6 separate regions of the Homo sapiens genome follow, and all the other regions are linked to region 2. Evidence: chromatin contacts called from ENCODE Hi-C or POLR2A ChIA-PET data. All regions are on one chromosome and are shown on one strand. The core of a region is the stretch at or near the end of the contact, and the rest is flanking DNA. Distances in the headings are between cores, read along the strand shown. Region 1 holds the start of VAMP1 (vesicle associated membrane protein 1). Region 2 holds the start of NECAP1 (NECAP endocytosis associated 1). Region 3 holds the start of ZNF384 (zinc finger protein 384). Region 4 holds the start of SPSB2 (splA/ryanodine receptor domain and SOCS box containing 2). Region 5 holds the start of USP5 (ubiquitin specific peptidase 5). Region 6 holds the start of LPCAT3 (lysophosphatidylcholine acyltransferase 3).

What was found. A loop is a pair of places that touch in the nucleus more often than their neighbours do. ChIA-PET counts read pairs that join two places held with the same protein, here RNA polymerase II (POLR2A). Pooled maps may share reads with other maps.
Region 1: a map with no recorded cell type shows a loop between it and region 2 (6-fold over the local background). The contact joins the promoter of VAMP1 here to the promoter of NECAP1 in region 2. A Hi-C loop is called at or near these places in 1 of 37 single-sample maps with no recorded cell type and 2 of 50 pooled maps. POLR2A ChIA-PET finds 5 or more read pairs at or near these places in 1 of 52 experiments (naive thymus-derived CD4-positive, alpha-beta T cell).
Region 3: a loop to region 2 is called in a map of naive thymus-derived CD4-positive, alpha-beta T cell, with 4 times the contacts of the local background. The contact joins the promoter of ZNF384 here to the promoter of NECAP1 in region 2. A Hi-C loop is called at or near these places in 1 of 168 maps with a recorded cell type or tissue (naive thymus-derived CD4-positive, alpha-beta T cell) and 7 of 50 pooled maps. POLR2A ChIA-PET finds 5 or more read pairs at or near these places in 1 of 52 experiments (HCT116).
Region 4: a pooled map shows a loop between it and region 2 (8-fold over the local background). The contact joins the promoter of SPSB2 here to the promoter of NECAP1 in region 2. A Hi-C loop is called at or near these places in 7 of 50 pooled maps.
Region 5: a pooled map shows a loop between it and region 2 (15-fold over the local background). The contact joins the promoter of USP5 here to the promoter of NECAP1 in region 2. A Hi-C loop is called at or near these places in 7 of 50 pooled maps.
Region 6: a loop to region 2 is called in a pooled map, with 10 times the contacts of the local background. The contact joins the promoter of LPCAT3 here to the promoter of NECAP1 in region 2. A Hi-C loop is called at or near these places in 1 of 37 single-sample maps with no recorded cell type and 9 of 50 pooled maps. POLR2A ChIA-PET finds 5 or more read pairs at or near these places in 3 of 52 experiments (A549, activated CD4-positive, alpha-beta T cell and activated T-cell).

Annotation. Positions count from the first base shown.
Region 1 is chr12:6,468,934-6,472,230 of GRCh38, reverse strand. VAMP1 (vesicle associated membrane protein 1) reads left to right here and starts at 1,554. Exons shown (of 5, transcript NM_014231.5): 1 at 1,554-1,701. The coding sequence starts at 1,700. It also overlaps a transcript of TAPBPL not described here. RefSeq lists silencers at 1,003-1,262, 1,473-1,522, 2,023-2,072.
Region 2 is chr12:8,080,953-8,083,900 of GRCh38, reverse strand. NECAP1 (NECAP endocytosis associated 1) reads right to left here and starts at 1,627. Exons shown (of 8, transcript NM_015509.4): 1 at 1,518-1,627. The coding sequence starts at 1,612. RefSeq lists enhancers at 1,385-1,444, 1,515-1,734, 1,166-2,365.
Region 3 is chr12:6,687,908-6,690,832 of GRCh38, reverse strand. It overlaps ZNF384 (zinc finger protein 384), which reads left to right and starts at 1,458. Exons shown (of 12, transcript NM_001385745.1): 1 at 1,458-1,735; 2 at 2,607-2,666. RefSeq lists silencers at 1,340-1,419, 1,500-1,609 and an enhancer at 980-1,606.
Region 4 is chr12:6,871,724-6,875,024 of GRCh38, reverse strand. SPSB2 (splA/ryanodine receptor domain and SOCS box containing 2) reads left to right here and starts at 1,722. Exons shown (of 3, transcript NM_032641.4): 1 at 1,722-1,779; 2 at 2,028-2,787. The coding sequence starts at 2,124. RefSeq lists silencers at 1,313-1,762, 2,943-3,062 and an enhancer at 2,153-2,392.
Region 5 is chr12:6,850,810-6,853,942 of GRCh38, reverse strand. It overlaps USP5 (ubiquitin specific peptidase 5), which reads right to left and starts at 1,793. Exons shown (of 20, transcript NM_001098536.2): 1 at 1,653-1,793. The coding sequence starts at 1,763. It overlaps CDCA3 (cell division cycle associated 3), which reads left to right and starts at 2,657. Exons shown (of 6, transcript NM_031299.7): 1 at 2,657-2,721; 2 at 2,934-3,110. The coding sequence starts at 2,991. RefSeq lists silencers at 802-851, 1,822-1,931, 2,602-2,651 and enhancers at 1,132-1,771, 2,042-2,091, 1,195-2,155, 2,162-2,441.
Region 6 is chr12:7,016,459-7,019,765 of GRCh38, reverse strand. It overlaps LPCAT3 (lysophosphatidylcholine acyltransferase 3), which reads left to right and starts at 1,290. Exons shown (of 13, transcript NM_005768.6): 1 at 1,290-1,492. The coding sequence starts at 1,342. RefSeq lists a silencer at 680-939.

The sequences.
Region 1 (3,297 bases), core at 305-2,804, 1.6 Mb after region 2:
GCAGTCAAACTATATTTGTCATACCTGCTCATGAGCATCAAAGCTTGCCAAATGGGTGTCTGAGGCTTGGAAGAAAACTCTAGAGCCTGGAGAGGAACACTCTTAGGAAATGCTGCATCACCAAAGCCCTTATGAAATGCACAGAGGACTACATTGCGTGGAAATTAGTGGACATCCAAGACTGAGTCAAAAAAGTGAATCATTAACAATCAGTCTCTGTGAAGTTTTAGGGATAGTTACCATGTTATTGTTTTCTATTTCCCTTTTTATGCATGCACAAGAGTGAAATATAGAAATCGGTATGTATATAAACCCATATTTTCAATACATGTAAAACAAAAATGCTAAGTGGTAAGGAAAGCATTTGTCACAGATAATTTGCAACCTTTTTTCTTTTTTTTTTTGAAACAGGGTCTTGCTCTGTTGCCCAGGCTGGAGTGCAGTGGCGTGATCTCGGCTCACTGCAACCGTCGGCTCCCGGCTTCAAGCGATTCTCTTATCTCAGCCTCACGAGTAGCTGGGATTACAGGCGCCCGCCACCATGCCTGGCTGTTTTGTATTTTTAGTAGAGACAGAGGTTTCGCCATGTTGGCCAGGCTGGTCTCGAACTCCTGATCTCAGGTAATCTGCCTGACTCGGCCTCCCAAAGTGCTGGGATTACAGGTGTGAGCCACTGCGCCCGGCCTTGTAACCTTTTTTCTTAGCGGGACATAAAATAATGGTGAATTTTCCAACTGATGGAGTCCAGGAAAGGGATAATAGTGAGCAGAGGGGAGATAATCACTGGAATGCCAAGAAGGAAAAATCAACTCGATTTGGCAGATTACTGGGGGAGAGGTAAAGGTGAAGGGGAGGAAATCTAGGATGGTTTCCACGTTTCTGGTCTGGGCAACTGAGTCGATGTGGTAACCTCGACTGGAGCAGGTTTGGGAGGGAGTTCAATTTAGGAAGGCTATGTTGAAAGAAACGAATGAACGAAAGCTTCGTGCTTGCTTTGGTGGGACGGAACCCCGCATCCGGTATCTGGCACCAGGAGCTTGTGGCTGTGTCTCGAGGCTCCTGCACCCTCTCAGAGCGTTAGTTAGAGGCGGGGCGGTGGTGCGGAGCGAGGGCCAGAGCAGGGCACCAGGGCTGGGCGCGCACCAGGAAGCCGCCGCCTCCAGCTGAATGCGCGAGTCCCGGCGCGGGGTGGGGCAGGGGCGGGCACGGTCTTCAGTAACTGCCTAGCGATTGGTTGGGAGGCACCACAAATGCCTAACAAACTGCTGAAGCGCCCTCCGAAGGGACAGACCTCATCTCCACCCCGCCCCGTCCCTCCGCCAGACTGGAGCGCAAACTATGGTCGCATTGATCACTGAAGGATCCTCACAGCAACCGCTCCTTTCCGGAGTCGGATGAGAGGAGAGTTGTGACTGGCAATTGGCAGGGGCGGGGCGGGCTAGGCCTGTAGCGCTGGGCGACCGTCCTGGGCATGGATTGGGCCGCGGGGTTGTCACCGTTATCCGGGAGGCGTGGTCAGCACTAATAAAGGCGGAGGCCGGCGCGGCAGCTGCAGTAAGTTCCAGCGCAGCTAGACCGCGGGGTAGTCGGCGCGAGGCGGAGCTTGGCAGTTCCGTCCACTTCAGCCGCAGCGTCCCTCACCGGGTGTCTCGCCGCAGCCTCCGGAGAGGAACAGACCCTCACTCTCTCTGTCAGAAAAATGTGAGTTGACTCTGGTGTGGGGGCTCGGCACCTCCTTGACAACTCTCGCCCCAAGCTCCCGATTCTGCGGGACGGAAAATGGCGCAATGCAGCAGCTGCAGCAACGCGGGGAACTACCACCGCGCGCCGCTTCCGGACCGGGCCACCCCCAGGGAGGGGGGCCAGCACCCCATTCTCGCACCAGCCACAGCTAGCACCCCACGGGCGGGGCAGGGGCGCAGGGGTCCCACAATCATTGCACCCTCTCCTCTCGTCTGAGTGGCGCCTCATTCTGGTTTTGGTATAGTGGAGACTCGGAGAGGGCGGGGGCTGGGGGTGGTGGATGGAGACAACTGGGCAGGGGACTCGAAAGGTATTTCTGTCATCTGGCTAAATCACTACTCAGCGCCTCAGGAAAGACAGTCATGGGTGCAACTGCCAGTTGGTAACTTATGTTGCCCTACAATCTCTGGATTTGTTTACCCCTCACCCAAAGTGTGATGTCTAGCCCCCCTCATGGCAGTGAGCAAAGCTGCAGAAACTTATCTGCCAGTTCTCTGGCACCAGGTGAGCAGCTCAGAAAGACTCAAGGGGTAGTGGGATAGTGGCCTGTCATCCCAAGCGGCTGTTCATACCAAGGCCATTCGTATAGGAGATGTTTTTCTATCACCGAGTCTTACCAAATAGTTGGAGGAGAAATAGGGAGAGCTGAGCTTTCCCCCTTTCCTCCAACACACACAGTTTAGTCTCCAGCAGTCTTCAACATCACCCCCTTCGCATGATCTTGAGGGAAAACTACGGCTAAACAAACGAAGTACTTCTCTGTCAAGACCTCAATATGTCTAATACAGATTTTTCTTTCTGATTACTACCCTGGCCTGGTCCTAGATGTATTTATGTTGCTTCTCTAAGTGACAAAAAAGGGAAAGATTTACTTGTGTTACATAAGGGTTGTAATTATCCCTAGATATTTTACTGTTGAGTGTTTCCAACTCCCAACAAGTAGTAAGTGAAATTGGCCTTGCAAATACTTCATAGCCATTTCACTTTTTCTTTTTGATTTCTATGGTTTTAACCAGATATGAGTGTTCTATGCATTTTGGGCAAGCCGTAGAATTCCAGTTGTTTTCATTTTGGGGAGGGGGCTTCCAGATAGTATCTACGTGGGATGAACAGAAGGCAACAGAAAAATCGTGGTGGCTAGCGGGGCATCACGAGGTCTCTGACCTTAATCTTGTCATTGGTGCTACCATCCTGGACTGCTTCCAACACTGGCTGCTACCTACTCATTGAATTTTCTGCCTTAAGTCGAGAGCTAGATTGCTTAGCTAGCTCAGTGGCAGGACAAGAGTCTTGTGGCTCCCATGACTTTGTGTCTATCTTTGCTTTACCTCCTTTGCACCTTAGAGGGAAATGGAAAAGTGATTCTTCAAATGGGGAATGAGTCAGGTGTAATCTGCTACCATAGCCTCTCTGAGGAGTTATTCTCTATCTTTTTAGACTAAAAGAAATTCACTTAATCAAGGAGAATGAGCTTCTGGGTATTAGTTCTATTGTAATTAGTCAAATAATTTCCTTTTAGGTGACTTTGTGGTTTCATTTTTGTTGCATTTACTC
Region 2 (2,948 bases), core at 378-2,877:
GGCATTGTGAGGCAATGCCTGTAGCCCTAGCAACTTGGGAGGCTGAGGTAGGAGGATCCCTTGTGCCCAGGAGTACACAGCTGCCGTGAGCTGTGATTGCACCACTTGCACTCCAGCCTGGATGATAGAACGAGACCCTGCCTCTCTAACAAAAAAAAAAAAAAAAAAAAACGACGGCTGGGCGTGGTGTCACGCCTGTAATCCCAGTACTATGGGAGGCCAAGGTGGGCAGATCACAAGGTCAGGAGTTCAAGACCAGCCTGGCCAACTTGGTGAAACCCCATCTCTACTCAAAATACAAAAATTAGCCAGGTGTGGTGGTGCATGCGTGTAATCCCAACTATTCAGGAAGCTGAAGCAGGAGAATCGCTTGAACCCAGGAGGCGGAGGTTGCAGTGAGCTGAGATTGAGCCATTGCGCTCCGGCCTGGGCAACAAAGTGAGACTACATCTCAAAAAAAAAAAAAAAAAAAAAAAAAAGAACAAACAAATAGTATTTGTAACTGCTTTATTGCATTTCCTACATTCTTTCACATCCATTATATGATTTAATTTTACTCTCCCAAAAACCCTTGTTAAGCACATTATAAGAGCGCAGGTATCATCACTAACAGGTTTTTTTTTCTATTTTACAGATGAGAAAATTGAGGCTTGGAAAGGGCTCACACTCATATGGTTTAACATGAAGCCCAGTGAACTGTCTTTCAACTACATAATGTCCTATAGCATCCTCAGAACCTCACAGTCATTGGATTACAAGGTAGGTAGTTAGGCCCAACAGAGAAAAATGCTGCCTCAACTTTGGAGGGAAAAGGTGTAGGAGAGGTTAAGAAGGGAGGTAGGGAAGGAAGACAGAAAATACTATATAATCATCAAGAAAATACAATGAGAAGAAACAGAATGAACAACCGTTGTAAAGCTTATGATCATAACCTTTGCTCACTGGTAAAACTGCTGAAGGAAAAACCGAATGGTGGATGATGACAGTTGGTGACGAAATTGACAACAGTACAAAAAATAAATCAGATAATCCAGAGTGGCAAGCAACACGATTACCCATAAATGTGCATGGGGAACTGGAAAGGTGTGTGTGTGTGTGTGTGTGTGTGTGTGTGTGTGTGTGTGTGAGAGAGAGAGAGAGAGAAAGGATGAGGATGATAAGCTGAAGGACGCAGGGAAGAGCGAATGAAAGGGGACTGGCAATGGAGCAAGCACGACTGAAAGTGCATGATGGGGAGCAGATGGGTGCCCCAGGGGATTACGGGAGAGGCAGAGTGGAATAACGCAGAGTGGTAATTTAATAAAAAACAAAACAAAAAAAAAAACGGCAGAAATATGGTGATGACAGTCCAGAGTGGAGATGGAGCAGGTGGTCAGGGAGATGACAACCCAGGTAGGGAGGCTAGCAAGGTGACAATACAGAGGTAGTAGTGGCAGGGACGGACAGCGTGCTAGCTGAGAAGGAAGCTGTCATCTGCGACAGAGTACGCGTGTGCGGCAGCGCCTCGGGGTTAGTACCTGTAACCGCGGTTGGAGGCCCGGGGCGGAATCCGGTAGACGCTGACGTCTGGCTTCACACACAGCACAGACTCGTACTCCAACTCGGTCGCCATCTTGGGTCCGCTGTCGGCGCTGCCGGGGGCGAAACGTAAGACCGGAGGCGGAGCACGGGAGGCGGAGATGCAAAGCGCGACAACTTCTGTTGCGTCACTTCCGCGCGAGTTCAAGTTAGTTTCTGAGATTAACCTTTTCGGTGACGCGGGGAGCCATATTGAAACCTGGAAACGATGAGGCTGCACGGCTCACCGTCTTGGATAATGGCAAAGATGGCCTGCAAGTGCGTGACTCTCGTTATGGAAATCTCTGTCCTGGAGAGGTGCTTACGAAAAGCGCCATCTTACTCTAGGCAGGTGCCTGGAGTGTCCTACGAGGACGAGGACCATATTGAATCGTGACGGATTTTCTTACAGGAGTCACTTCCTAACTGTAGTCTCCTGGCAGAAAAGAGGCAACCTCCAGCCGGTAGTCCCAGACGAGGTACCTGCAGAGAATGATGTATGATCTGGTCATAGACACCGTGGATTTCAACTCTCCAGAGTCTAAACGCTGAAAACACCCAACTTGATTTAGTGCCTTACACTCTTTATCTCCGATTTTTCAGGACGACACCTGTTAAAATGTTTTGCCACACTTTCGGCGTGTATTCCGATTATCTTTTTGGAAAATTTGATCCTGTTAAATAGACTATACGTGGGATCAACCCAATTCCTGATAAAATCGGAAGCATAATGAACTATCTAATGGCCTATATTAGCTCCCAGTTCTATTATAATGATAAATGCTACCGAACTCTCACCATAAATATGCTTTTTCTGCGCCCCAAAGGTAAACTTAACCACAACACCCTGACAGTACAGATAGCAAGTGGCAAAACTGAGACAGAAACTCAAGCCTGCCTCATTACAACAGCAGCAGTCTTCACCGCTGCTGGAGCTGGCAAGGTCACCAAGTCTGCCCAGAAAGCTCAGAAGGCTAGATGAATATCATCCCTAATACCTGCCACCCCACTCTTAATCAGTGGTGGAAGAACGGTCTCAGAACTGTTTGTTTCAACTGGCCATTTAAGTTCAGTAGTAAAAGACTGGTTAATGAAAACAATGCATCGTAAAACCTTCAGAAGGAAAGGAGAATGTTTTGTGGACCACTGGTTTTCTTCTTCAGAAGGAAAGGAGAATGTTTTGTGGACCACTGGTTTTCTTTTTTGCGTGTGGCAGTTTTAAGTTATTAGTTTTTTAAATCAGTACTTTTTAATGGAAACATCCAAAAATTTGTCACAGAATTTTGAGACCCATTAAAAAAGTTTAATGAGAAAAAAAAAAAAAGCAAACCTGCCTCTAATTTGTCTGCTCCACCTTGGAAAGTGATATCTTAAATTTCAAAAAGAATTAC
Region 3 (2,925 bases), core at 209-2,708, 1.4 Mb after region 2:
GCCTGGCCAACATGGTGAAACCCCGACTCCACTAAAGATACAAAAAATTAGCCCGGTGTGGTGGCGGGCGACTGTCATCCCAGCTGCTAGGGAGGCTGAGGCAGGAGAATCGCTTGAACCCAGGAGGCAGAGGTTGCAGTGAGCCAAGATGGCGCCAATGCACTCCAGCCTGGGCAACAGGGTGACACTCTGTCTTTAAAAAAAAAAAAAAAAGGTTATTTTTCTCAGCAAGAGGCTCTTACCATTAGTAGGAGAGACCTCAGTTCTGCTTAGAGCTGAGCCCAGGGGGATTCTGGCCAGGTCGGGGTGCACGCTTGTAACAGCATTCACTTGTTCAAACAACATATTCAGCATTTACTATATGCTCAGCAAAGCAACGTATTTCCTTCCATGAGGAACTGACAATCTTGCTGGGGAATCACATGTATGAAATAGTTAAAATATCAATAAAAGGTACGTATTAAATACTATGGGAATTCAGAGGGACCATTACAGGTTGGAGCAATCAGGCAAGGCTTCCTAAAAGGGTTCATATTTAGGTGTTCATAATGAACTATAGTTCATTTATACAACAAGAGTTTACAGACCACTTAACTGCCAGGATATGAGGATACAGCAACGAACAATTCAGTCCTCGCTGTCCTGTAGCCAATATTTTAGTTGGGAGAGGTGGACAGCAAACAATAAATCAGGCAGTAATAAGTGCTATATTTAAGTAAAACAGGGTAAGGGGATAGAGATGTGGGTATGGGCAACAAGAAAAGACCAAAGTAAAGTAAGGGATGTGTCAGAGAGACAGATTTTGATGGCTGGGAGAGTTTCTAACTGGACCTAAGTAGGGACCTCCGAAAAACAAGGATACGTCCTAGTCCTTTCCCGCATATTCAAAGCATTGAGACATTCTTGGGGGTATCAGAAAAAATAATGGTAATTTCCTACATCAGCTTATTCAACATCCAGAGGGAAGAGAAACGGGGTCCCAGCATCTGAAGAACCCACACCTCCTCTCCTACCTTGATGGATAATTCATGAACCTGTCGCGTTTCCACCCCCCCACCTTCCCCAGATGTCCCTTCCGGAAGCTCAGGGCCGGAGTCCTCCGGTTTCAGCTTTTGCCCCTAGCGGAACCCGCCTTCACTTCCGCTATAGCGTCACATCCCCTCTTCCCAGTCGCTGGGCAGAAGCTATTTCCGCCCCGAGTTATCGTAACTTCTGCCCTGAATATCTCGCAGCGCTAGCGGCGCCGGAAGTGTTCCAGCCACTCCCGGAAGTGACTCGGCTTCTGCACGCCCCTCTTTCTCCATTAGCGCCCCCCCTACATTGCTATTTCCCTCCCTCCCCCCTTTTCGTTTCCGGCGCTCCCGCCTTCTCTCCGCAGAGCTCTTCTCTGAGCCTGTTGGGGGGAGGGAGGGGGGCGTGGAGGAACTGGGGTTCGCGGGAGCACGAGCTGCAGCACCACTTCCGGGTGAGTGCAAGGGGAGGGCAGCAAGGAGGGGGGGCCACCCACTACCTCGCGCCCCCGCCCTGCGGGTGTCTCGCGCGCGTTCCGTGCGTGTGAGTGTGTGGGTCTGTCTCGCTCCAGAAGTGCGTGCCCGCGCGCTGCGCCTTGCGCTTTTTCCCCTCCCTCGCCCCTTCCTGGTCCTCCCACCCTCCTCGGCTCCCTCCTTTCCCAGCAAACGCCGCCCCTCCCGCGCCCTGGCTCAGGCTCTGGCGCCGCCGCAGCCGTCGCCGCCCGGTGAGTCTCGCGCCGCTACAGCCGGCGCGCGCCAAGCTGCTTGCTCCTCCCCCCTCCCCTTTTCCTTGGGCAGGCGGGGAAGGGGGGGTCCACGATGTGACTGTGTGTGTGTCCGTCCCGGAACCGGAAGTGGTTGTGGAGGAGCGGGCGATGGGAAGGAATGGGGGGGTTTAGGGGGCGGGTGCCTGTCTGGTGGGTGGCAGAGTTCAGCTCCCTGGAGGGGAAGGAGGGACGTCCCAAGGAAGGGTCTTTGAGAAAGGGGTAGGGGACGACATCAGGAGAAGGCTCCCAGGAACTGTCTCAGGGGAGCGAAGGTTTTGAGGGGACAGCTGGGGTCTCCAGTAGATAGACCACGGTGCAGGCTGAGGGAGGTACTTCTTGGCACAAGGCCTCGGGTAGGCAGGGGGCGAAGTCCTCGAAGAAGTGGGGGGAAGGCTAGAGGAAGTGGCTGGGCCTGAACTGGCACTGTGCCTGCCACAAGGTCTTGTGCATCCCCCAGCCCTCAGCTTTGCCTTCTGAAGCCACTCCTCAGGGGCACAGACCCTCCTCCTCCTCCATCTCTAATGTTCTCTGACCCCTGGTTACCTGTGGCCTGGGAACGAACAAGGACCAGTCTCTGAGCCTAGGAGTGAAACCCAAACGCTGGTGATAGAATTCGTCTTAGTTTCTGGGAATTGGATTTATTTCTCTTGTATCCACGTAGAGGGTAGCACTAGACTGCTGTTATTATATCCACCCGTCTTTGGATTGCTGGCTGGGGGGTCTGCCTGCCTTCCAGACTGACTGCTGACAAATAATTCCTGAGGTTCTCCACAGTTCTCTGGTGGCTGCACCCTGCCTGGCCCCTGTAACCTAGACAATTTGTTTACAGAAAGTTCAGGAGCCCTGGAAAGGAGAAGGAATAAGACGGCAGGAGGAAGAGAGAGAGAGGGTAAGATGATTTTTGGGTTAATGGCTTTTCTGGTTTTGGGGGAGAAGGGGTCACAACCAAATGGGGCGTGTGTGTGTTTCACAATGTGATAGAATACTTAAAGTAATAGCAATTGTAATGCTGAGATTGTTGTGGAGAGAAATCAGTTTTTTTCTATTATCTCTTGAGGGTCAGGAAGTTTTTGTGTAAAAAGTTGGCGCTATCCCCCATCACTTTCCATTCCTACTAATGCTCATCAGGAATGAAATATGAAATGCTC
Region 4 (3,301 bases), core at 473-2,972, 1.2 Mb after region 2:
TCATTGGATTCTCACTACCAACCCCATGCAATAGATACTAATGTGATCTCTGTCTTACAGAGGAAGAAACAGGCACAGGGAGGTTCAGTAATTTGCCCAAGGTCATACACACACTGGCCTTCAGGTATTCATGCCCGGGGAGTCTGGTCCCACAGCTGGCATGTTTGCCATTATATTATATTGCCTCCTTATAGTGTCGGCACTCATTAAGCACATTGACAGCTATGCTTGGTGAGTGACTACTATGTACCCAGCTCTGTGCTACATGCTTTACCTGGATTATTTCAACTGCACAACAACCCTGTGAGGTAACTACCATCATTGCTCCTATTTTACATAACAGAAAACTACAGAAATCTGGGGCTGGGCGTAGTGGCTCATGCCTGAAATCCCAGCACTTTGGGAGACCCTGTCTCTAAAAAAAATTTTTTTTTGGCCGGACGTGGTGGCTCACACCTGTAATCTCAGCACTTTGGGAGGCTAAGGCAGGCAGATCACAAGGTCAGGAGTTCTAGACCAGCCTGGCCAACATGGCAAAACCCTGTGTCTACTAAAAATACAAAAAATAGCTAGGCGTGGTGGCAGGTGCCTGTAATCCCAGCTACTCAGGAGGCTGAGGCAGGAGAATCCCCTGAACCTGGGAGATGGAGGTTACAGAGAGCCGAGATCGTGCCGCTGCACTCCAGCCTGGGCAACAAGAGCAAGACTCTGTCTCGAAAAAAATAAAAATAAAAATAAAAATATTTTTTTAAAAATTAGCTGGGTGTGGTAGCACATGCCTGTAGTCCCAGCTACTTGGGAGGCTGAGGTAGGAGGATCACTTGAGCCCAGGAGGTCAAGGCTGCAGTGGGCTGTGATGGCGCCACTGCACTCTAGCCTTGGTGACAGCAAGACCCTGTCTCAAAAAAAAAAAAAAGAGAAATCGGGCAACTTCCCCAAGATCGCGCAGTTAACTAGTGGCATAGCTTCACTCAAACTCGAAGTCTTAATCAGGACACTCTACCAAATGAGATCAACGGCTCAGTAATGGATTGGCATCCAGTATGAAGACTGGACCAGCAGGGAGAACTATGATGCGTACAGCCTAGAGCCTGAAGCAGATTTCACAGCCTCAGAGGTGGCACAGGCTGACTCACAACCCGGGGCAGAAAGGGACCAGCCCAGAAACAGTGACCCAGAATCACAGGGAAGTAGAAATGGGATTCGGCACAATGAAGCCCCTCCTTGACCCCATGCTCCTTACCCTCAGGGGCGCAGGAGTTAGTCGCTCAGGCGGCTCAAAGGTCTTGACGGTGGAGAACACCATCCCCAGGGATTCCCGACGCGGTGATGCCATCAAAGCGTTAATTCTGAGATGGGCCTGCCCGGGTGCGGACTCTGCCGCAGCAAGAGAAGGGTTAACTGCCCCGGGCCTTCGCCGTGGGGGCGGGGCCTCGGGGAGGGTCACAGCCCGGGACTGAGACCCGAGGTTAACCGCCCGGGGTGGGCTCCACGGGGGCGGGGCATGCTCTCCGCGGCTGCTGCCGGTATAGAGCGGTAACTGCCCAGGAGGGGGCGGGGCCCCACAGGGGCGTGGCCTCGGAGCTGCACGGCCGTGGGCGGCGATGAGAGGGTTAAGCCCCAGAGGGCCCTGGAGGGGCGGGGCCGCGGGACGGGCTCGGCCCAAGGGAGGAGCTGGGGGCGGAAGCGGCCGGCGGTCTGCGCCCTGCGCGCCTCGGCTTCTTTCCGCCCGGCTCCTTCAGAGGCCCGGCGACCTCCAGGGCTGGGAAGTCAACCGAGGTTCGGGGGCAGCGGCGAGGGCTCCGGGCGAGTAAGGGGGATGGTCCATGCTGAGGCCCAAATGGGGCGAACTCGCGAGAGTCTCTGGCGACCTGGATCAGATGGGGCGAGGGCAGATGAAGGGCCCAGGAGCTTTGGGGCAGCGAGGAGGGAGGAGCGGGCCCGTTGGCAAACTTGGGTGAAAGGATGGGGTACCTGGGTGACGAGCCCCCGCCAGGATTCTGCTCTTCACGCCCCTTTTCTCCCAGCTCCCTTCCAGGTCAATCCAAACTGGAGCTCAACTTTCAGAAGAGAAAGACGCCCCAGCAAGCCTCTTTCGGGGAGTCCTCTAGCTCCTCACCTCCATGGGCCAGACAGCTCTGGCAGGGGGCAGCAGCAGCACCCCCACGCCACAGGCCCTGTACCCTGACCTCTCCTGTCCCGAGGGCTTGGAAGAGCTGCTGTCTGCACCCCCTCCTGACCTGGGGGCCCAGCGGCGCCACGGTTGGAACCCCAAAGACTGTTCAGAGAACATCGAGGTCAAGGAAGGAGGGTTGTACTTTGAGCGGCGGCCCGTGGCCCAGAGCACTGATGGGGCCCGGGGTAAGAGGGGCTATTCAAGGGGCCTGCACGCCTGGGAGATCAGCTGGCCCCTAGAGCAGAGGGGCACGCATGCCGTGGTGGGCGTGGCCACGGCCCTCGCCCCGCTGCAGACTGACCACTACGCGGCGCTGCTGGGCAGCAACAGCGAGTCGTGGGGCTGGGACATCGGGCGGGGGAAGCTGTACCATCAGAGCAAGGGGCCCGGAGCCCCCCAGTATCCAGCGGGAACTCAGGGTGAGCAGCTGGAGGTGCCAGAGAGACTGCTGGTGGTTCTGGACATGGAGGAGGGAACTCTGGGCTACGCTATTGGGGGCACCTACCTGGGGCCAGCATTCCGCGGACTGAAGGGCAGGACCCTCTATCCGGCAGTAAGCGCTGTCTGGGGCCAGTGCCAGGTCCGCATCCGCTACCTGGGCGAAAGGAGAGGTGAGGCCTGGGGCAGACGTGGGGAGAACTTTCTGTCCCTGGTGGCAGTGGTTTGGGATGGAAACTCTTCTGACAAGAGCAGAGGGGATGGACCTTCATCCAGCCTGCCTCAACCTCTGTTCAGTGCTGGGAAAGGCTAGGGGTCTTCACAGCTGTTATTTAATTTAACCCAACAGCAATAGAGGTGAAACAGGCTTGAGAAAGCAACTTTCTCAAGTTCTCTTGGCCAGTAAATGGTGAACCTTCAGAATGGAGGGAGGAACTGCAGGGATGAGAGAATTCAGGAGATATCAACCCCTGAGCAAGAGGTGCAAAGCGTTAGGTACTGGGTTTGATGTACAGGTCCAAAAGAAGGATGGGCAGAGCCAGGTACCCAGGCTGTATACCGGATTCCCTGGGCTCTAACCTGTCTCTGTGCCACATACCTACTTCCTTCCTCAGCCACACCTCTGGATGGAGACACTGGGGCCCTGGGCACCAGGGAGGAGAGCAGTGGAGGAGGCAGGGCCTTAGG
Region 5 (3,133 bases), core at 544-3,043, 1.2 Mb after region 2:
CATTTCTCTGCTGTGATATGAAAAATAGTGCACTGTCTAAGGTAGTTCTTGGTCCCATAGATTGCTCTGTACCACTTCCTAGGAACAGTGTGTACTGCAAGTTCATGAACAAATAGAGCATTTCTCACCGGGGAGGTCAACTAAGCTCTTTCTACCATGAGCCCAATTTGAAGGTAACCAAATATGCTGGAAGTTGGTTAGCAAAGAACTAGGGCACACTGAAAATCTCTTGACTTGGGGTGAAAAAGGGAAAGTTTCAGAAGATTACAAAAACCCTTTTTGGATTATTCAAAGCAGTTACTAAGGAGAGAGACAGGAGTGAATAAAAGTGTAAAGAGGGACCCACTGACTTCTACCACCTGCTGGTAATTTAAGAAAAACCTTTCCCTCCTGGGAAGAATGTGGGAGCTCTGAAGTGATTAAACTCCTCTGTTGGAAATTAAAGATGCTGATTTCACCAAGGATTGGGAACCCCGGAGCTCTGCTCCGCGCAGTGCTCTTTTACCTCTGCCAAAGCCAGACTTCAGAGAAGCAGCACATTGTCTGAGGCCCAGATCAAAGCCTAGCAAACCAAGCAAACCACAAATCACAGTGATGATCCTGAACTGGGCCTCACATCATGCTGTTCTACTCAGTACTGGTGATGCAGTAATGAAGGCTTTCCACTCTGACTTGCAGTTTTCAGGCCATGAGCTGGTTCTGGCAGAATACACTGGGCAGGGCACAGCAGCTTGAGGGGAGGGGTGGTGAGGGGGGCGGATCCCAACCAAGCTGCTGCCTTCTCAGTTCAGGCCCCAAAGGGCCTCCGCTTGAGGGTGACATAGGGAAGGCAGAACTGCAGGAAGGGAGGTACCAGGTGGAGCCTGCAAAACGTGAAGCATGGTGTGGGAGGTGGCTTTGTGTAACTAGCCAAGAGTGGGAGCGGGATGGGAAAGAGGCCTTAGCATCCTCCGAGAAAGAAACCACCTCTCTAGGAATACTTTAAAAGGGGTTATCTCAGCTGTCTGTGATAGGCTGGGGGGCGGGGGGAAGGGTGGGGGCTGCGGCCATTGCTCACTTCAAAGGAGAAACGACTAGAGCTTTCCTCTCCTCTTTCCTCCCCTCCCCGCCCCCTGTCTGTTTTAACCACGGGGTGGAGGCTCTCTGCCTTTCTCAGAATCGGACTTCTTGAGAGTCCACTCCCAGACTATTAACCGCCTAGGAACTGCGGTCCCCACCCCCCAACTCCAACCCCGGCCGAGAACAGTGGGGAGTCGTCCCCATCACTCCTACACGAGACTACAAAACCCGGAGAGCCGTGCGCGGCAGACAAGGCCGACTGCCAGGTTTTCTCAAGGGTCCACTTGGGGGATGTAGTCCGACGGTCGGGCTGCGCCCCTAGCTTAGAACGGCAACGAAGGCAGTGAGTGACTACAATGCCCACAGTGCTCCACGAAGCGGGGAGCCGGAGAGGTGAGCGCGGCGGCTTCCGGGGACGGTAGTCACACGACAGCCGCAGTTAATGAAAGGCAACGGCAGAGTGGAGCGTGGGAGACTACAAGTCCCATGGTGCATCGCAGGGAGGCGGTAGCCCAAGCCTTGCAGGCCCCAGCGGAATGACCAGGGCGATGGAAGGAAGTCGTGCTCGTTGCGGGCGTGGGGAATGGGCTTACCGGCGTGTCGAAGGAGAAGGCGCACTCGTCTTTGTGGACCCGGTCTCCAGCCTTAGGGACCCGGATCGTCGGTAATACTGACAGCAGCGCCTCCTCACTCAGCTCCGCCATGACACCGGCAGCAGCTTCTCCACACACGGCGGCTCCCACCGTTCCCAGTCCCCTCCCCTGCCCCTCCCGTCCAATGAGCGCCACTCGTTAGGGGCATGCGCCGCGGAGACGACGCGCGAGAATGGCAGTTGGACGGAGCCTGCCTGCCGGTGCTCCGCCCCTGCCCCGCGCTTGACTGACGCCAATGAGAAGCGCTCCTAAGGCAATTGATGGTTGAAAGAACCAATCCCACTCCTCCAGGGCGGGAGCGCACGTAGAGCAGCTAGGTGGGCTTCGGGGTTGCAGCTGCTGCGGCTCCGCAGCTGCTCCGGCTCCGGGACCCTTAGAGTCCATTCGCGTGCCTTCTATTGAAGAGCAGGAACTGACGGTTGTTTTAGGCCTCTCAATTCCAGAAAGTTTCCTGGGGACCTGTCCGGTCGGAAAGTCGAGGGACAGTTGTCTTGGTATTTGTAAAGGGGGTATCCAGTGAGGCGGAGCTTGAGGGGGTTGTGTCGAGTGACTGATACAGCTGTCAACCAATAAAGCTACTATCGCTCGCCTCAGGAAAACCATCACAACTCCAGCTGGATGTGCGCATAATAGTGTAATCACTCATGATTCTATTTTGTTTAATAATTCGTTCTTGAGACTAGACGTCTCGAAAGCGAAGACTGGCACTCCTCAGCCTGCCACGGACGGCTCGCAGGCCGATACTGAACAGAAGTACCCTTATCAAGGAGGCGTCACCCCTGGGCAAGCCTAGCATCAGTCCATTGACACCTACAGTCACCATGATAGACGTTCTCCCAGACCAACAGCTTCCTTTGGCTCGAGGCGGGTCTTACGTGGAGGGCCTATGGGAACTACGTCGGCTCAGCCAATAGGGTCAGGGCAGGGGGCGTGGCGGGAAGTTTGAAACTGGTAACTTCGGGAGTTGAGCCACGAGCTGTTGTGCATCCAGAGGTGGAATTGGGGCCCGGTAAGTGATTTGAATAATTTAATAAATAAGTTAGAGGGCTCAGCAGGCCCAGAACGAGCCATTTTGTCAGCTGCAGCAGTCATTAACTCCGCAGAGGCCTCTGGTCCCTCGCCAGGAAGTTTCTTCACTGGAAACTGGGAAGACAGGGTGGTTTAGGGTTGAAGGTCCGACGTGGAAGAGATAAGGGCTGAGACCTGAGTCACTTCTCACAGGCATTCCCTCCTCGTCCCGGGCTGGCCCTTGCCCCCACCCTGCAACTCCTGGTTGAGATGGGCTCAGCCAAGAGCGTCCCAGTCACACCAGCGCGGCCTCCGCCGCACAACAAGCATCTGGCTCGAGTGGCGGACCCCCGTTCACCTAGTGCTGGCATCCTGCGCACTCCCATCCAGGTACTCTGGGCCAGCGTGGGAAA
Region 6 (3,307 bases), core at 41-2,540, 1.1 Mb after region 2:
GCTTACTTGTAAAGGAACTTACCCAGTTTCTTAATTTCTCCAAGCCTCTGTGTCTGTAAGAGGACATCATCATAATAAATATTCTATTGCGCAGCCAAAGCAAGTGAAATAATACGGATGAAAGTGCTTTATAAAGTGCAAGTGCTACAGAAGTATAAGCTGTAATTTTACAAGAATGCGCCACAAATTATTGTAACTAAGAGTTATTGCAAGAAACTCTTAGCATTCCTTTGTTACATACTCTCACAGAACCTTGACCCTTTCCTTCAGAGCACTTACCTTCTCTTGCAATAACACGTTAATTGATGCTATTATTTGTGCATCCTCCCACTCCGTGGCTCTGGGCTCCTGATTCTATTCCCAAGCCCAGCACAGTCCCTGGCATATGGTAAGTGCTCGACAGATTTTTTTTTTTTTTTTTTTGGCGTAATCTTAACAGGATTACCTGTAGGAAGTGAGAATGAAAAGCAGGGAGGGGAAACAGGACTCTTCTGTTTTACATTTCTATACTGTTATAACTTTTATCATAAACATGTATTACTCAGTGCAAAATTATTTGAATTTTTAATTAAAATAATAAGTGTTAAATAGGCATATCTTAATTTCATCGCCTCTAGGGGGAAGGTCATGTTTTACTACAGGAAACTGCATGGAAAAGGGATCCATGAAATAAAAGGAGCAGACAATGTCTGTTCCTGGGGCACTGGGCTTTCCGCTGAACCTCCGGGAGTGAAGGCGACGAGTCTAACAACCTAAGAATTTAAGAACGGGCCGGGAGGCGCCGTTAGGGGGCGCGCGAAAGGCGGCGCGGGCGTTCCCGCCTCCCCGTTACATGCCCCAGTAACCCCAGCGCCGGCGACCGGGAGTAACCTCGCGCGCGGGCGGCCCCCCCGCGTCCAGACTCTCGCCTGCTCCCGCCTCAGCCAATGGGAAGGCAGCGAACCGGCCGGCCGGACGGTCGCCCCGGAGGGCTCCTCCTGGGAGCATTTCGAACGGAGTTGAACTGTCGCCGGGCCACGGGCTCAGACCTTTCCAATGGCAGCTCTGGGTCCCGACGCCAAGCCCCGCCCAGCCCTGAGCCTCCCCGTGTGCATTCTCGGCAGGAGTCACCTTTGCCTTACAAACCTTCAGACCCGCCCTCTTCCTACCTTGCCGCGCTAGGCCCCGCCCTCTGCGCAGGTCGGCCAATAACGGGGTGAGCTGGCGCCGCGGGGCGGGCCTCCAGCCAATGCGCACGCCGTGGGCGGGCCCCGAGCCGGAATTGGGGGTGAAGCGATAGCGTTTTGCCCGCATTCGGGGCGCGCGGAGCTGGGGGGTCCCTGTGGGGCTCCCGGAGTTAAGATGGCGTCCTCAGCGGAGGGGGACGAGGGGACTGTGGTGGCGCTGGCGGGGGTTCTGCAGTCGGGTTTCCAGGAGCTGAGCCTTAACAAGTTGGCGACGTCCCTGGGCGCGTCAGAACAGGCGCTGCGGCTGATCATCTCCATCTTCCTGGGTAAGGACCCTCCTGCCTCCCTCCGCCCCTCGCGGAGTCCCCGGGGAGTAGGGGAGGAATGGGGACAGGACCTCCCTCTCTTCCCGGAGCCACCCGGGAGGGCTGTGCCGGGTGCGGGTGTGAATCCTGAAGCACACCAACAGCTACTGAGGGAAGACAGAAGTCCTGTCTCGAGTCTGGGGCGCTGTGCCCTCTGAACCTCTTCATCTTTCTCTTCAACCCCTGCCATGCCCTCTGGCCTCTCAGTCGGGCCCCCGCCCTCTTGTGCCAGGCTCTACCCTTGCTCCCACGACCTGTCTTTATTTGTCGCTCTGTTGAGTTCCACTGTCTGGCCATGTGTCCTGCTCTGTCATTAATAACCACCCCGCACACGCGCGCATCTCATCGGTAGGCATAGGGCCCCTAACTTTAGCCCTTTCGGCCTTTTCAGCCCCATATTCCATATTTCATATTCTGAGCGCCTGTTTTGCTTATTGCCAGCTTATATTATACTTTCGTCTCTTTTCTGTCCCAGTCCTACTATTTTCTTTTTATACCATGTTGCTTTTTTTATTTTCCAAGCCACCTACCTGTCATTTACCCTGGAATATCATTTTAATGCTGGACTTGGGAAACAGGACTAACAACCTCCTTAAAATCGATCCATACTATTCCAAGCGTTTATTACACGTGTGGTTCAAAGGATGTGGTGTATCTGAATTTATGCCACAACAAGCTGTATTACAACTGGTTTATAGGCTTTTTTACCGCATCCTCACTCCATGGTTTAATACATGGAGGTAGCATAGTACAATGGAAAAAAGTATGGGTTTTGAAGGCAAACAAATCAGATCCAGCCTTGTTGCTGCTCACAAACTGAAGGACCCTACGCAGGCCGCAAAACCCTCTGGGCCTAATTTCCTTATCTATGAAATGAGGACAACAGTGCCTACCACATAGGATTGCCATAAAGTCCTGTAGAAGGGCCAAGATTGGGAAGTACCTGTACATATATATACATAAAATTTAAGCAGTTGGAACGTTTTATGAAGGTTATAGAACTTTAGGAGCGGGTGAGTGGGAAGGATTAAGCAAAAGCTGTAAGTGGTGATAAGGAAACAGGACTGGGGCTAGAGCAGAGGGTTAGAGGTCTGAACCATGAGAAGTTTGAGATAAAGTTGGGCAGGTGTGGAAAGCCTTAAATGCCAGAGAGAAGTTTGGCGTTTATCCAGTATTCAGTAGAAACACTGATATATAATATCACCAGAGGGTGTTAACCCAATCTAGATAATGGGATAGGCATTAATTCATATTTAAACAACCTTGCCTAATAGCATTGTTACTTTCCTATTACATATCAAACCAAGATCTTCCTTTCTTCCAAATAAAGATCACCTTTTTCTTCCTCTGTGGAATCGTAAGATTTTAAAGATGGAATGGAACTGGGGTTGTGCAGTTTGCTCAGTGTCACCCAGACATCATCCAAATTTATCAGCACCCTAGTCTAGGCTTATTTGCACTACACCAGCTTTGAACTTCCTACTCTTTCATCCTTGTTTCTGACCCAGTTATTTTTGACATTGTAATTAGCAATTAGTGTTTACATTTGACAGGACGCAGCGGCTTATGCTTATAATCGTAACACTTTGGGAGGCCAAGGTGGGAGGAACGCTTGAGGCCAGCCTGGGCAACATTTTATTTGTCTCTACAAAAAATTAGGCCAGGCGCAGGGGCACATGCCTGTAATCCTGGCATTTTGGGAGGCCAAGGTGGGCAGATCGCTTGAGGTCAGGAGTTTGAGACCAGCCTGGCCAACATGGTGAAACCCCATCTCTC